Linked DNA regions of Homo sapiens: region 2 is linked to region 1. The links are chromatin loops, found by intact Hi-C in ENCODE. Cell type or tissue: heart left ventricle. All regions are shown on one strand.

What was found. Hi-C counts contacts between places; a loop is a spot of excess contacts. Peaks named below come from ENCODE experiments on the same cell type or tissue, not always from the same donor. Only the 100,000 strongest peaks of a DNase experiment are listed, where the experiment ranks them.
Region 2: it touches region 1 in a loop (6-fold over the local background); 4 of 110 quality-filtered maps call a loop at or near these places.

Annotation. Positions count from the first base shown.
Region 1 is chr1:211,240,062-211,248,061 of GRCh38, forward strand. No RefSeq gene overlaps it. Among named protein-coding and RNA genes, the nearest start is that of RCOR3, 15 kb to the right of the region's middle. In heart left ventricle, no CTCF peak of the experiment used is centred here; no DNase peak of the experiment used is centred here.
Region 2 is chr1:209,830,296-209,838,295 of GRCh38, forward strand. UTP25 (UTP25 small subunit processome component) reads left to right here. Exons shown (of 12, transcript NM_014388.7): 3 at 508-748; 4 at 2,890-3,063; 5 at 4,780-4,868; 6 at 6,506-6,916. Among named protein-coding and RNA genes, the nearest start is that of UTP25, 6.3 kb to the left of the region's middle. In heart left ventricle, no CTCF peak of the experiment used is centred here; no DNase peak of the experiment used is centred here.

The DNA.
Region 1 (8,000 bases):
GCTAAGATTGACACCACTGCACTCCAGCCTGGGCAACAAGAGCGAAACTCCGTCTCAAAAAAAAAAAAAAAAAAAAGAAAGAAAGAAAAGAAAAGAAATTGCTTTGAAGTACATAGGTTATGACAAAAAATCTCTAATATTAAAGAGAAAAGATATTTATAAAATAGAATAAACTGATACAACCTCACTAGGATTTTAAATAAATGTAGTTTAATTCAAATCCCCCCAATTCCAAAATGGCAGTAACAAGACAAAAATAGAGCAGTGTGAAGTTTTCTATAACTTCACTGCTCCTTTCAAATACCCTACTCAAAACCTACCCCTTCTCTCTTTCTGCAAATGGCCTTTCTTCTGCTCTGAGAAGAGTGATACCATCAGGCATGAAATGCTCCACTGTCAAGCCAGGCGCAATGGCTCATGCCTGTAATCCCAGCACTTTGGGAGGCCGAGGTAGGTGGATCACTAGGTCAGGAGATGGAGACCATCCTGGCCAACATGGTGAAACCCTGTCTCTACTAAAAATACAAAACTTAGCTGGGCATGGTGGCACGTGTCTGCAATCCCAGTTACTCGGAAGGCTGAGGCAGGAGAATTGCTTGAACCAGGGAGTTGGAGGTGAGCCGAGATCATGCCACTACACTCCAGCCTGGTGACAGAGTGAGACTCCGTCTCAAAACAAAACAAAACAAAATTAGCTGGGCGTGGTTGCGGGCGACTCTAATCCCAGCTACCTGGGAGGCTGACTCAGAAGAATTGCTTGAGCCCAGGAGGTGGAGGTTGAAGTGAGCCGAGATCACACCACTGCACTCCAGCCTGGGCAACAGAGCAAGACTCCACTTCAAAAAAAATAAAAAAATTAAAATTAAAAATTAAAAAAAGAGAAATGCTCCACTGTCCAACATGGTTACCTAGAAACTTATTGGTAGGTGTCCCCTTTTTAGTTTTCTCTAGTCTCAGGGGAGGAGGTATACTGCCTCCTATTCCAACCAATCTAGTCACTTTGTCCCTATTCCCTCCTCATTCTCCAAAATCTTGTTCTATCACTTAGTCCTCTGTTCTTGTTTCTTGGGCCCCTTTCTCATTACCAGTTTCTTTCCCTACAATATTTATGAAATGCCTAACAATCCTCTTCTCCAAAATACTCTTCCTTTGTCTCAGATCCACACGATAACTATTTTATGGAGATTCCTGTCTAGAAGATTCTGGGCATTCCTTAGGTAATACCACTCAGAGTGCTGGTCTGTGAACTGTTTGTTACTAGTCAGACTGAGATAAAGAGCTTTCATTAGAGTGTAAAGCAACTATGTCAGTAAGTATGCAGTTTCATTTACCTGGCTTTTTTTTTTTTTTTAAGTAAGACTTCCTCAATGAAAGAAGCAGTGTGTGGATTTACATTCTGGCATTGGTCTCTTATCTCACTGTGGACTGGTAATGAATAGTTTGTGGACTGGTACCTGTCTGTGAACTAGCTTGTTTGTGGACTACATTTTGAGTAACACTGACTAGAGTAACACTAAAGCAACTCCCTATATCCCCACACCAATATCCTACCCTAGTTAAATGAGGCTAGAGAGAGAACTATCAGAATTATTTTTGTTTGGTGCTCAGTTGATGCTTCTAAGATGCAGATCATGTGTGTCTGTCTGAATCAGTTTTTGTCTAGGGCATTGTTTTTCAAACTACAGATCTTGAAGGGTTGTGAAATCAGTGCAGTGAGGGTTAACCAGCAAAATAATATAAAGTAAAATAGAAAATATTTTAAGGCATCACAAACCACTTGTTAAAAATTGTTTTGTGAAACTTTTGATTCAGTTATATTTATATTTTTGATAGATTAGATTATTGTTCAGAGGGATTCATTTCTCACCTCCATGGGTGGAGTATACTTTTCTGCCCCTGAACATTGGGCTTCCTATATGACTTGCTTTAGCCAATGGAATGATAGCAGATGTGACATGATCAAAGGTTTGAAGAGTAGTTGTGCAACTGGGCTTACTCTTTTGCACTTCTACCATTTCCATGAGAAAAATATGCCCAGGCTAGTCTGCAGGTATCAATAATAGGATAAGAGGTATGTGGGGCAGAGCCACCTGAGCTGAACTACCTAGCCAGCCTCAGCTTATGTTAGCCAACCACCAACTACCCTCAGATACATGAGCAGCCAAGATCAGCAGTGCCACCTAACTGAGGCCAGCATAGATTGGCTGGCCCTAACTAACCCATAACAATTGAGTGGAAATTAATGCTTATTGTTATAACCTCTGCTTTTCTTAACCTATTTCAAGATATGTTTCTGTCTCTCGCAAATTAAGCAGCAAGTTCTTATTAATACAATAGTATTAGGGACATGGATGAAGCTGGAAACCATCATTCTGAGCAAACTATCGCAAGGACAGAAAACCAAACACCGCATGTTCTTATTCATAGGTGGGAATTGAACAATGAGAACACTTGGACACAGGGCAGGGAACATCACACACCGGGGCCTGTCGTGGGGTCGGGGTGGGGGAGGGATAGCATTAAGAGAAATACCTAATGTAAATGCGAGTTAATGTGTGCAGCACACCAATATGGCACATGAATACATATGTAACAAACCTGCACGTTGTGCACATGTACCCTAGAACTTAAAGGATAATTTTAAAAAATAAGAATAAAAAAATACAATAGTGTTTATAGGGCGGGCGCGGTGGCTCACACCTGTAATCCCAGCACTTCGGGAAGCGAGGCACGCAGATCACCTGAGGTCAGGAGTTTGAGACCAGCCTGGCCGACATGGTGAAACCCCATCTCTACTTAAAAATACAAAAATTAGCCGGGCATGGTGGCAGGCACCTATAATCCCATCTAGTCAGGAGACTGAGGCAGGAGAATCGCTGGAACCTGGGAGGGGGAGGTTGCAGTGAGCTGAGATTGCACCATTGCACTCCAGCCCGGGGGACAAGAGCAATACTTAGTCTCAAAAAAACAAAAAACAGTATTTATAAATAGTATTAAGCCCTGGTGTTCACACTGACATATTTTATTCATTCTATTTATAATCCATCTCCTCAGGCTGGGTGTGGTGGCTCATGCCTGTAATCCCAGCATTTTGGGAGATCAAGGCAGGCGGATCACGAGGTCAAGACATCAAGACCATCCTAGCCAACATGGTGAAACCCCATCTCTACTAAAAGTACAAATTAGCTGAGCATAATGGCGCTTGCCTGTATTCCCAGCTACTCGGGAGGCTGAGGCAGGAGAATCGCTTGAACCCGGGAGGTGGAGGTTGCAGTGAGCTGAGATCGCAACGCTGCACTCCAGACTGACTCTGTCTCAAAAAAAACCGAGCAAGACTCTGTCTCAAAAAAAAAACAAAAAATTCCATCTCCTCACAGTGTTCCTAGCTTAAATGCTATATAAAGTTATATATTAGAAGCAAAGGTAAGAATTTTCCCCCACAATTTAATTCAACTTAATACTTTCTGGCAGAGTGCGGTGGCTCATGTCTGTGATGCTAGCACTCTGGGAGGCCAAGGAGGGCAAATCGCCTGAGGTCAGGAGTTTGAGACCAGCCTGGCCAACATGGCAAAACCCCGTCTCTACTAAAAATACAAAAAATTAGCCAGGTGTGGTGGTGCATGCCTGCAGTCCCAGCTACTCAGGAGGTTGAGGCAGAAGAATTGCTTGAACCCCAGAGGCAGAGGCTGCAGTGAGCCGAGATCATACCGCTGCACTCCAGCCTGGGTGACAGAGCTAGACTCCGTCTAAAAATAAATAAATAAATAAATAAATAAATAAATAAATAAATAAATAAATCAACTTAATACTTTCCTATCGCACTCATTATGATTACACTTCAGTCTATAAAATATTAGATCCTTCACAGAGGCTTCAAATATGTCACAACTGAAAAGCTGTGTTTTCAAAATGCAATTCATAGCTCAGAAGTAATGGGAAGTAATTTCTAATAACTGTCGGAAATGTATAATTCCCATTATTATGAACTTGATACTTACTATGTTTTTGATACTCCATCCAAGAGGGCTGTCCATTGGGTGAGAGGTCACAGTAGTAGAGCTATGAGGTGCATCACCCCCTGTATGGGCTAAGGGACAGTGGAAGAGGTAAAGTTTGAGCTGTATCTCTCATATCAAGGAGCATCTCTCATACAGGTGGAGGATTCTAGAGGGACTTCCAATAACCAACAAAAATATCCCATGCATTTGGGTCTGCTATACCCAGTGAGTGTTACTCAGAGAAACAGCAGTAATCAACAGCATAAAGACTACAACCTGGTTATAGATGGTGAAGTATTAATAAGGAGACAATCTCCCTGCTTCCTCCTCCTCAGACCAGATCAGAGCTGTAAGTACTGAGGGAAGAGAGTGAAGGGCACGGCATGAAGGCCAGGTCCTGAGAGCCACAAATTTGGTTTATGCTGAATGGAATGACATTGTTCTGACAACCAAAATAATGGAATAAGATCAAAGTATATCTAAGAGAGCCCTATATGCAGGGGTGGTGGGGAAGGTGGTGGTGCGTGTATGTGCATGTGTGTGTGGTGTGCCAAAGATTGCAACAGTTACTTTTTCTCATGCCTGTAATCCCAACATTTTGGGAGGTGGAGGCGGGAGGACCATTTGAGTCCAGGAGTTTGAAACCAGCCTAGGCAACATAGCAAGACTCTATCTCTACAAAAAAAATTAAAAATTAGCAGAGCATGGTGACACATGCCTGTAGTCCCAGCTACTGGATAAGCTGAGGCGGGAGAATCACTTGAGCCCAGGAGTTTGAGGCTGCATTGACCCATGATCATGCCCCAGTACTCTAGCCTGGGCAATACAGCAGGACTCTGTCAATCAATTTATCTTCTTTTTGTCCTAATAAGATTCTCCAGGGGACCCGTTTCTTTTTATTGTTATCTACAGGAATATTCCTGTCTAAATAAGAGACCACTGTATAGATTCAGGGTGCCATCTCCTTCGCCAATTCTGGAGAAGCTTTGACGTTATTTCTAATGTCTATATTTAATACTACTAATAATAATTAACATACTATCAATAATTAACATTAATGACTGTTTCTGTCATTATGCCAAATTTATAGATTATTCTACACATTATATTTAGATTACTACCTCCAATCTCCAAGAAAGTATTTTAGGGCCGGGCACGGTGGCTCACGCCTGTAATCCCAACACTTTGGGAAGACAAGGCTGGCGAATCACAAGGTCAGGAGATTGAGACCATCCTGGCTAACACGGTGAAACCTCGTCTCTACTAAAAATACAAAAATTAGCTGGGCGTGGTGGCACGCACCGGTAGTCCCAGCTCCTCAGGAGGCTGAGGCAGGAGAATCGCTTGAACCCAGGAGCCGGAGGTTACAATGAGCCAAGACCGTACCACTGCACTCCAGCCTGGTGACAGAGCGAGAATCCGTATCAAAAAAAAGAAAAAGAAAGTATTTTAGGAGCCTTCTAATCTCATGAGCAGCAAATTTCTGAAACATTTTATTTTCTAGGATTATTTCCACAAATCAATTTAATGTTACTTTGTTTCCATTTTAGTGGTTGATATATCTAATTTTATCCCCAGATCTTCAGATTACCTCATAATTTGGATCCCAGAGATCTCTACAGACTGATTTTAATGAATATATTCCTTAAAAGTCTTTTTAAACAGAAAAAGGTTGTGAATTCTATTTTATAATTTGTGAAACAAAGAAGAGAATGTGGCAGGGCATGGTGGCTCACGCCTGTAATCCCAACAATTTGGGAGGCCGAGGCAGGTGGATCACCTGAGGTCAGGAGTTCGAGACCAGCGCGGCTAACATGGCGAAATCCCGTTTCTACTAAAAATACAAAAATTAGTGGGGTGCAGTGGCGCGTGCCTGTAATCCCAGCTATTCAGGAGGCTGAAGCTGGAGAGTCTCTTGAACCTGGGAGGTGGAGGTTGCAGTGAGCCAAGATGGCGCCACTGCACTCCCAACTGGGCAACAGAGTGAGACCATGTCTCAAAAAAAGAAAAAAAGAAAAGACGAGAATGTGTTAGTAAAGAATACAGCATATTGAGGCAGACTTAAAATGCAAACTTTAGCACGCCTGTAATCCCAGATAGGACGCTGACGCAGGAGTATCTACTTGAACCTGGGAGGCAGCGGTTTCAGTGAGCCGAGATCGCGCCACTGCACTTCAGCCTGAGCGACAGAGCGAAACTCGGTCTCAAAAATAAATAAGTAAATAAATAAACAAAATAAAAATAAATAAATAAAACGTAAACTTTAAAGTTTTCACTGTCTACTCTTTTTATTTAGCCAAATAAATCCTTATAAAATCATATAACAGGAAGAAATTTACATACCTTCTAACTTGCCTGTTTAAAAGACCGTATAAATATTAAATAGAATTCTTCCAGACGAGTAAATGTCTATATTATTGTGAACCCTGAAAATATGAGACAGGTCTCAGTTAATTTATAAAGTTTATCTTGCCAAGGTTGAAGACGCGCACCCATGCGCACGGAGGTTCTGACAACAGATGCCCAAGATGATCAGAGCATGTTTGATTTTACACATCTTAGGGAGACGTGAGACATCAACATGAACATTGGTTTGGTCCGGAAAAGGCGGGACAACTCAAAGCAAAGGCAGGACAACTTGAAGTGGGGAGGGGGCTTCCAGGTCATAGGCAGATAAGAGACAAATGGTTGCATTCTTTTGAGTTTCTGATTACCCTTTCCAAAGGAGGCAATCAGACATGCATCTCAGTGAACAGAAGGGAGACTTTGAATAGAATGGGAAGCAGGTTTTCCCTAACCGGTTCCCAGCTTGACTTTTCCCTTTAGCTTAGTGATTTTGGGGCCCCAAGATTTACTTTCCTTTCACATTATTTTAGGAGATAGAGAGGTTTCATAGTTTCCTGTTCACAAATAACTCTAAGATTTTAAAAAATATATAGAAAATGTTCTTTTTTTCTTTTTTTTTTTTTTTTTTTGAGACGGAGTCTCACTCTGTCTCCCAGGCTGGAGTGCAGTGGTGCAATCTCGGCTCACTGCAAACTCTGCCTCCCAGGTTCAAACCATTCTCCTGCCTCAGCCTCCCGAGTAGCTGGGACTACACGCGCCCCCCACCATGCCCGGCTAATTTTTTTTGTATTTTTAGTAGAGACGGGGTTTCACCATGTTAGCCAGGATGGTCTCGATCTCCTGACCTCGTGATCCGCCTGCCTCGGCCTCCCAAAGTGCTGGGATTACAGACGTGAGCCACCGCGCCTGGCCAGAAAATGTTTTTTATTTTCAACTGCAGTATTCTTTCATTAAACAGACATTGAGAATTTACTCTGAACTAGACATTTTACCTGATGCTGAGGATATAAATTAAGATTCTGTTCCTGCCCTTAAATAGAAATTCAGTTTACTACAGGTGCAAATGCCCACATATGAGACATTTAATACATTCAGTAAGAAAGTTAGAATTCAGGAAGTTCCCAAAATGTTCAGATAAGCTAAAACAAGCCAGGTGACATTAAATAGCAATACATTTATACACACTCAGGAGGGAAAAAAAGGAAAGTAAAAAGCCTGCTGGAGTATAAATGGGGAGAGCTCAGGCTAAATAACTACAGATGTAAAAAAGACCCAGGGGATGCAGATGACACCAAATTTAGTAACCATGTGCACTTGTTGCCAAGAAAGCTAATTTTATGATGGATTAATAAAAATATGCAAAGTCCCCAAAATATTTCCAATTGATTTTGCATCAATCAGATCTCACAGAAGGCAGGGGGTTATCTTATTTGAAGTACAAATTAGAACATTTTCATGAGACAATCAAAAAGGTGAAGGATCTGAAAACAATATCAGTGAAGATTTGTCAAAGGGAATAATGATGTTTAGTCTGTAAAAGAAGCTTAAGTGGGACTTGATTGCTGTTTTTAAGTCTTTAAAGAGCTAGTGTGACAGAGATTGCTAGCTGCTTTTCAGTACTCATTTCCTTTGTAGTCCTTAGCAATGGAACCCTGC
Region 2 (8,000 bases), 1.4 Mb before region 1:
ATGTCTATAAAAATGCCATTGTGATATCTAATACAGAAGCCACAGTTTGAAATTGTCCCAGGAGACTAGCCTATTAGGCCCTGTTACAGAGGCTTATCAGAGGGCTCTTAGTGAATCCTAAGAGGGAATATCTTTTTTGGTTAGCATAAAGGAGTCACAAATACAGTGCAAAATGAACAAAGGGCCTATCATATTACAACAAACTAAAAAAAAAAAAAAAGAAACCTGTTTTCTTTTGTTGTTTTGTAATTATCCTGTTGTTCTATTAAACCTGTGGCCTAATGCCTGGGACATAAATTAAATCTCATAACCTGAAGTTTTATGTTTTAAAAGTGGGGCAGTAGCAGTTTGGAGCATATGAAGAGCTTCTAGAATCATAGCTAGATTAGCAATTTTAAGTAAATTTGAATTTGGGCTTCGTTGAATAGATGTTGGCTTGATGATAGTTTTAGGGTAACAATAAGAACAATATAGTTTTTGTTCTTAAAATTCTCCTTTTCCTTTTAGTCAGAGAGTTCAGATTCTTCAGATTCTGAAAGCGACTCAGAGAGTGAACCACAACAAGTTTCTGGCTACCACAGACTACTTGCTACATTAAAGAATGTTTCTGAGGAAGAAGAGGAAGATGAGGAGGAGGAAGAGGAAGAAGACAGTATTGTAGATGATGCAGAAATGAACGATGAAGATGGTGGTAGCGATGTCAGTGTGGAAGAAGAGATGGCTGCAGAGTCTACTGAAAGTCCAGAGAGTAAGTGTCTTTACTATAGGCTCATCATCTTTGCCAGAACTATAGACAGTTCATCTCATGAGCATGGTACCTTATATACTGTGTGAGTTGGATGAAAGGACATGAATCCAAAATAGGGATTTACCCTTGTTGGGTTTGATTGTATCTTTGAGAATCTGATGGAAACACAGAACCTTCTTAGCACAGCTAGGCAGAAATAACATTTTTGCTTGTAATTTCAGGGACTTCATCAGTACTAGTGAAAGACCTCCTAATACAGAGGAAGGAGAACACAGTTCTGTCTTTGTGACTGTCTGAATTTATTGAAGAGGTTACTGTTCTTCTCTTAGGGAGACCAAGTTTGATGGAAGATAGACATAAATATATATAAAAAATTTCAAACAGTAGATTTGCGATTGCATGGAACAGCTAGATGTAAGGTGTTGAAGAGAGGCAGAGTGGTTGAACACTGCCAGTGTAAATTAGGGAAGGCTTCAGGGACTCTGTGTCACTCAGACTTGAAGGTGACTTTTTTCTTTAACTTCAAAATCACCTTCATTGAGGTATCATTTACATACAGTAAAACGTATCCAATTTAAATATACAGTCTGACAGGTTTTGACAAAGGTATACATCCAAATCAAGATACAGAACATTTCCATTACCTCCAAAAATTTTTCTTATCCTTTTGCAGTCAGTTCCCCACCCTTGGCATCAGGCAGCCACTGACCCGCCTTCTGTCACTGTAGATTAGTTTTGCCTGTTCTAGAAATTCATATAAATTGAATCATACAGTATGACTCCTTTTGTGTCTAGCTATTTTTGCTTCTCATGTTTTTCTAATTTATTTGTGTTGTGCATGTATTAGTCACTTACTACTTTTTAGTTGCTGGAATAGCATTCCATTGTCTGAATATAGCTGGGTGACTTTTTACTCATTATTTTAATGCCTATTTTTCTTATAGCCTTATTTTTTTTTTATACCTTCTGGTATTATATATCATTCCAGGTATTTTAACTGATCAGTTTTACTGAGATAAAAATTCATTGACTTACACTTAGGAGTTTGTTTTGTTTGTTTCTATTTTTCTTTGCTTTTTTGGATTTTTAAAAATGAAAATTTTTTTATCATTATAAAAATAATATATATTTACTGTAAACATTTAAGAGGGTAATATAGTTACCCTCTATCCCTGCTACCCAGAGATAAACACCTTTAGCATTGTATATAACCTTTCAGACTACATTTTTATGATTATATATGAGTATGTATATATATTTATGTGTATCTGTATAATGGCCTTATACATTTCCGTAACTTCCTACATCTGTGACTGTGGATTCACATTAGCTTCTTAATTACATAGTATTCCATTGTAAAAATATGATTGTACCCCATTGATAGACCCTTTTTCCCCCAGTTATTTCTTATAATCAGTGCTGCTTTGAACATCCTCTCATGTACATCTTAGTGTACTATGTCTGGTTACTATTTTAGAATAAGTTCCTAGAACTAGAAGTGGGTATATTAATTCGAAATCTCCAGAGAAACAGAACCGGTAGGATATGTGTGTATATGAGAAAGAGATCTGGCTCACGCCTGTAATCCCAACACTTTGGGAGGCTGAGGCAGGCAGATCGATTGAGCTTAGGAGTTTGAGACCAGCCTGGCCAACATGGCGAAACCCCATCTCTACAGAAAAATACAAAAATTAGCCAGGCATGGTGGTGCATGCCTGTAGTTTCAGCTACTCGGGAGCCTGAGGTGGAAAAATCACTTGAGCCCAAGAGGTGGAGGTTGCAGTGAGCCAAGATGACACCACTGCACTGCAGCCTGGGTGACAGAGCCAGACCCTGTCTCAATATATAAATAAATAAATAAACGCTCATCCAAAAATACCCTCGCAGAAACATCCAAAATAATGTTTGGCCAGATATCTGGGCACTGTGTCCCAGCCAAATTGAGACATAAAACCCACCATCATGCATCATGTGTTGATGATTAGGCTTAATTTTGAAATCTATGTTTTCTACCTGAATTTACCTAAATATAAATAGTATCAATGAACGCTATTGTTGGTATAGCCTAAGGAAATAAATTTTGTCAACAGAAGTATAATTTGTGAGTAAATAATTTTATAAAATGTTTCTCAAAACTGCAGATGTAGCTTTATCTGCTGACCCTGAGGGAAAAGAAGATGGGGAAGAGCCACCGGGCACATCACAAACATCCCCCGAAGAGTTCACAGATGCAAAACACGAGTCACTGTTCAGCCTGGAAACCAATTTTCTGGAAGAGGAAAGTGGAGACAACTCTTCTTTGAAAGCCTCTCAAGGTCATAGCACAGTGTGTGTTATTTGAATTCACCAGGTGCTTAGTATGGAATTTGTGTACTAATACACATTGAATCTATTATTGGAACAAACAGCAATAAAAACAGTTTAGTGGCTAGATCTAGAGCTGGGAAAAATAATTCTAAAAGGTATTTTGTGTTTCTCAGTGTTTAGGGGTTGGACGGGACATTTAGGAGAACAAACAAGAATGATGGTAGGGAAGGCCAGCTTCCCAGGCCTCACATTTTCATTATTGGAGTCAGGGGAAGATTTCTGATTTTCTCCCCAAGTAGGGAAAGAGAAAGAAAAAGAGGAAAAAATACTTCCTCTACCCCTCACTTGCTGTTCCTTTTTGGAGCAGTAATTTTTCAGATTTGCAAGACCCAGGGGTGGCTAATCTGAGTGGTCTTTATTACCAGGGAGACCCTCAAAAGCCAAAAAGCCCTACCCTGTGTCTCCTGCCTCCCACAGACTCTTGACCACTCCTGTGACCAAATGGCAGTCACGTGGTCAAGACGTGCCTATGGCGGGCTTTGATGGGTTCCTGCTGTCTCAAGTCCAGTTTCTCAGCCAGTGTCTGGGTGGGCAAGTCAGGTTGGTCTCGTTCTGTATCCTGATTGCCTTCATTGATCTCATTGCCATTCTTCAACCCAGCTTTACCTTTAATGAAACAGAAATTTTAATCCTCATTTGACTCATTTAGTTCTGTTGGTTATTTTGCAGGAGAAGAAGTGACAGGTAGAATTTGTAGATTTTAGTACAAACTCCATTCTGAACCATTAAAACTTAGAAACTTTGGAGGAAACATTAGGAAGCTTGACTGTCCCATAATTTCTGTGGTTGTTTTGCTCATACAGATATATTAGCATCTAGAATTCTTATGTCCTGTTGTTCACTCTTAGATATTTAATACAAGATGCATTTCATTTGAAATTTTACTGTTTGGATGCTTGGATGGGTCATTTAACTTTGTTCTGTTTCTTATGAGTGGGACTGGGAGAGAAGGTTGGGTGGCTAGCTCAGAATACTAAAGATTACTTGGAGTGCAGATGCTATCATGTGGATCATTTGTTCAATTCAGTGGAGTATTGGTCATATCTGTGTGTCCCAGTGCAAGATCAATCAGACATGGAACCTGTTCTTAGAGACCTTGCAGTCTGCTAGATAAGACATGTATATATGTATATGTGTTGGAATGGGTGGGTTGGGCAGAGTAGGAGACTTGAGAAAGTGATGACTCTAGGGAACAAGGTGAGCCAACGTTGTGCCTAACACAGTAAGCCTGGGAAGTATTTATTGTGATTCAGTGGGTAACATTAAATTGATAACATTTGGATATGCAAAAATGAAGTGAAGGAGAGGCTGGAATTTTTAGTTGAAGGAAGGAAAAGCACAGAGGCAGAAGAATTTGAGGGCCATATAGTCCAGAAATGATAACGGAGATGCAGGTTGGAGGTATATCCTAAAGTGCTCTGAATTCCAGGCTGAGAAGTTTCTTCAAAAGTTTTCAAGCTGGGAAGTAATATAATTAGAGAAATGTTTTAGGAAAATGAACCTTTCAGAAGTTTTTAAGCTCTGGACTTGGCCAGAGGGTGGGGAAAGTCAATGGAGAAAAGGATGAGTTAACACAATGAAGATCAACATGTCTTTCACAGGGGAAGACCACAAAACCCCTCTGTAGTTGCATAGTGTGCTGACATTTTTTATTTCTGAATTAGATCCATTTCTTCAACATGTGAACAAAGAACTGAAAGAAAAAGCAATTCAGGCTGTTGCCACAAATCCCAAAACTACCCACGAGCTTAAAGTAAGTGTTGCTTGGTCATCCCGGTCACAAATAGAGAAAGCTCTAAATAAAACAGTGGTCTTGGGTTTTAGTGGCCTCCCAGAATGTATGATATACACCTGCAGTAGATGGCTTGATAGGGAAGCAGGGCATAAGGAAGGCTAGAAGAGCCTAGTGGGGCACAGTTGTAGCTAGAAAACGCACCAGGAAGCTGGAGTGTGGGTGCCAGATAATATAATGATGGGTAAGAGTGGATTTGGAGACCAACATCTTCAAGGAGCTATCACATTTTGACCCAAGGCAAGTTCATCTGCTTTTTTGCTATTCACTATTCTAGTCTGCTAGAGGGGGATAATAATACCTATCTCAAAATAGAATAGTTTACTAATACATAGTGTTCAGTAAAACAGTGTTCATTAAAACAGTAGGTACTACTGTTGTTCATTTGTTTGAAATATCTGAGGTAGGTCCACAAATAAATTATCCAGATATTGGGCAGTTTTTGCTTCTTTGTTCTTACCACTGATGCCATTCATGAGAGTTGGTCATCCTTTTTTTAATTGAAATTTTTATTGAGGGAATAATTATAGATATACATGCAGTTGTAAGAAATCATACAAAGACATCTTGTACCCTTTGCCCAGTTTTCCTCAGTGGTGAAATCTTGTAGAACTGTAGTATAATGTCACAGCCAGGAAACTGACATTGATATAATCTACCAGTCTTACTCAGATCTGGTTTTACTCCTGTTCAACTGCATATGCCTGTGCCTATATTTATATACAATTTTATCATGCATAGGTTCCTGTATCTACTCCTGCCATCAAGATGCAGAACATTTCCAGCAAAATACAAATCCTTGTTGCCCTTTTATAACCATATCTGCCTCCCTCTGCACCCTGCCCCACCCCCATTTCTAACCCCTGGTAACCACTAATCTGGTCTCCATTTCTATAATTTTGTCATTTTAAAAATGTTAAATGACTCATACAGCATGTAACCTTTTGAGATTGTTTTTTTTTCACTCAGCATGATTCCCTGGAGAGTCATCCAAGTTATTTCAGCTATCAGTAATTTATTTCTTTTTATTGCTGAGGTTGTCCTATTTTTAGATCAGCAATTTAGCTATAATGCAAAAATTCTTAAACTTGTATCCCACAAAATAGAAAATAGTATTCCTTAGGATTTAAACAAAATGGACAGATTTCTTGTCATAGAACTTGTCAACACCTTTAGTATCGAGTGTACATTGTCAATCTCCCTCAGAGGAATTAAGTTTTGTGATGTTTATCAAGGGTATTTGACCATGGAACCCCTTTGTTTCTAGAATGAATGTTGACTCTTCCCAGAATATATTCCACAGAACAGTGTGGGACAACTGATAGGGTGAAGAGCTCAGATTTGAAGTCAGAAACCTTGGGGTCTAGCCCTCAGCTCCATTTTCTTCTGTGTAAACTTTGTATCATACAACCTCTGTATGAACCTCAGTGCTTCCTAAACTATAACATGAGTATCATGGTAACTACCTTGCAGGGCTGTTGTGAGGATTAAATGAGATGATCTATAAATCATGAAAAAATTCGCTAAATATAGTACTATGTGAATGTAATTTACTGTTATTCATTTCTAATTTGGCTCTTGATCTGTTTCTCCCCTAGTGGCCTATTCTGGGCCAGCTTTTCTTTTCCTCTAAGTTTCAGAAGTTGGAAACATTTAAACCCCCAAAGGATATTGACTTAAAGTCACTTCATCTCCAGAAGCCTCTGGAATCCACCTGGACTAAGACCAACAGCCAGTTCCTATCTGGTCCCCAAAAATCAAGCAGCCCATTCACCCCCCTCCAGAAAGAACTCTTCTTAATTATGAATTCTTACCGGGACCTGTTCTACCCGGAAAGGACTGCTCTGAAGAACGGGGAAGAGATCCGCCATGTGTATTGCCTGCATGTGATAAATCACATCCTCAAAGCCAATGCCCAGGTGCTTGGCAACAATAGCAGACGCCGAAGCCAGAAGTTTGGAGTGGGTGATGATGATGACTTCAGAGACCAAGGGTTAACAAGGCCCAAGGTGAGTCCAGCAGGAAAGCTTTGCTCTCGAGGAGGTGGCTGCAAGGCACTGCCATAGAGGTGCCTGACACTTAGCAGGAACTTGGGTATTTTAATAATTGACTGGCATAATGAATGAGCCCAAATGTGAGCATATTAAGTAGGCCAGGTAGTGTCAGAGCAGCACTGCAGCAGCTTAGTGGGCTGTTTCTGACAGTGGATGTAGCTGGAAACTTGCGAGAAGGAGGCACTTCATGACACTTTCCTTAAAGATAAACCCAGAGTATATAAATAAAACTCCATTATAAATCTCTTCTTTGTGGTTGTCAAAGCTGGATGGGACCTTAATGAGCCTTTTATCCAATCCCTCCATATTACAGCTGTGGACAACCCCAAATTCGTAGAAATTCATAGAGGGCCTTGCTAAAGAGAACCAGGGAAAGAATAGCAGAGATGAGACAAGAACCATAGATTCTCTTCACTAAGCCACATACATACGTCAGCCTTTGAAAGCAAAAATTTACATTTGCCACTGTAAAGTTATTGCTGCTTAAAGTGATGCGTTTGTATTCATAAGTCTAAGCTCTAGTGGATTTGAGGCCTTAACAGGAAATGGCTTTCAATTTTATCTACATTATTCATGATGTTATAGAACCAGGACTTGTCCCCCTGCCCTGAACTGCATCTCTCCGTATTGAAGAAGCCTCATCTTTTTAGAATTTTCTCATTGAGTTTAATAGGATTCTAGAAATTTGATACTAATGTGGCCTTTAGAGATTTCTTAGTCAAACTCCCTTGTGTAATAGCGGGGGAAACCAAAGCCCCGACGCTTACTGTCACCGCTGGAACAATAACCCAGTCCTCTTAAATCTTGGTCCACCATCTCTGCAACTGTACCAAGCTGAGTCCACTGCACTCCTTGGGGCTTGAACATCAGGGTTATAAGGTTGTTTCCATTTAGAATTACATAGAAGAATAAGAGGCAGATTATCTATGAAACATATTATAATTTGGTGAATTACGTGATTTAACTGGGGTTATGTCCATTGTTTACAATAGGAAATTAGAAATTAACCATTTTTTAAGCATCTTCGGTTTTTATTCTC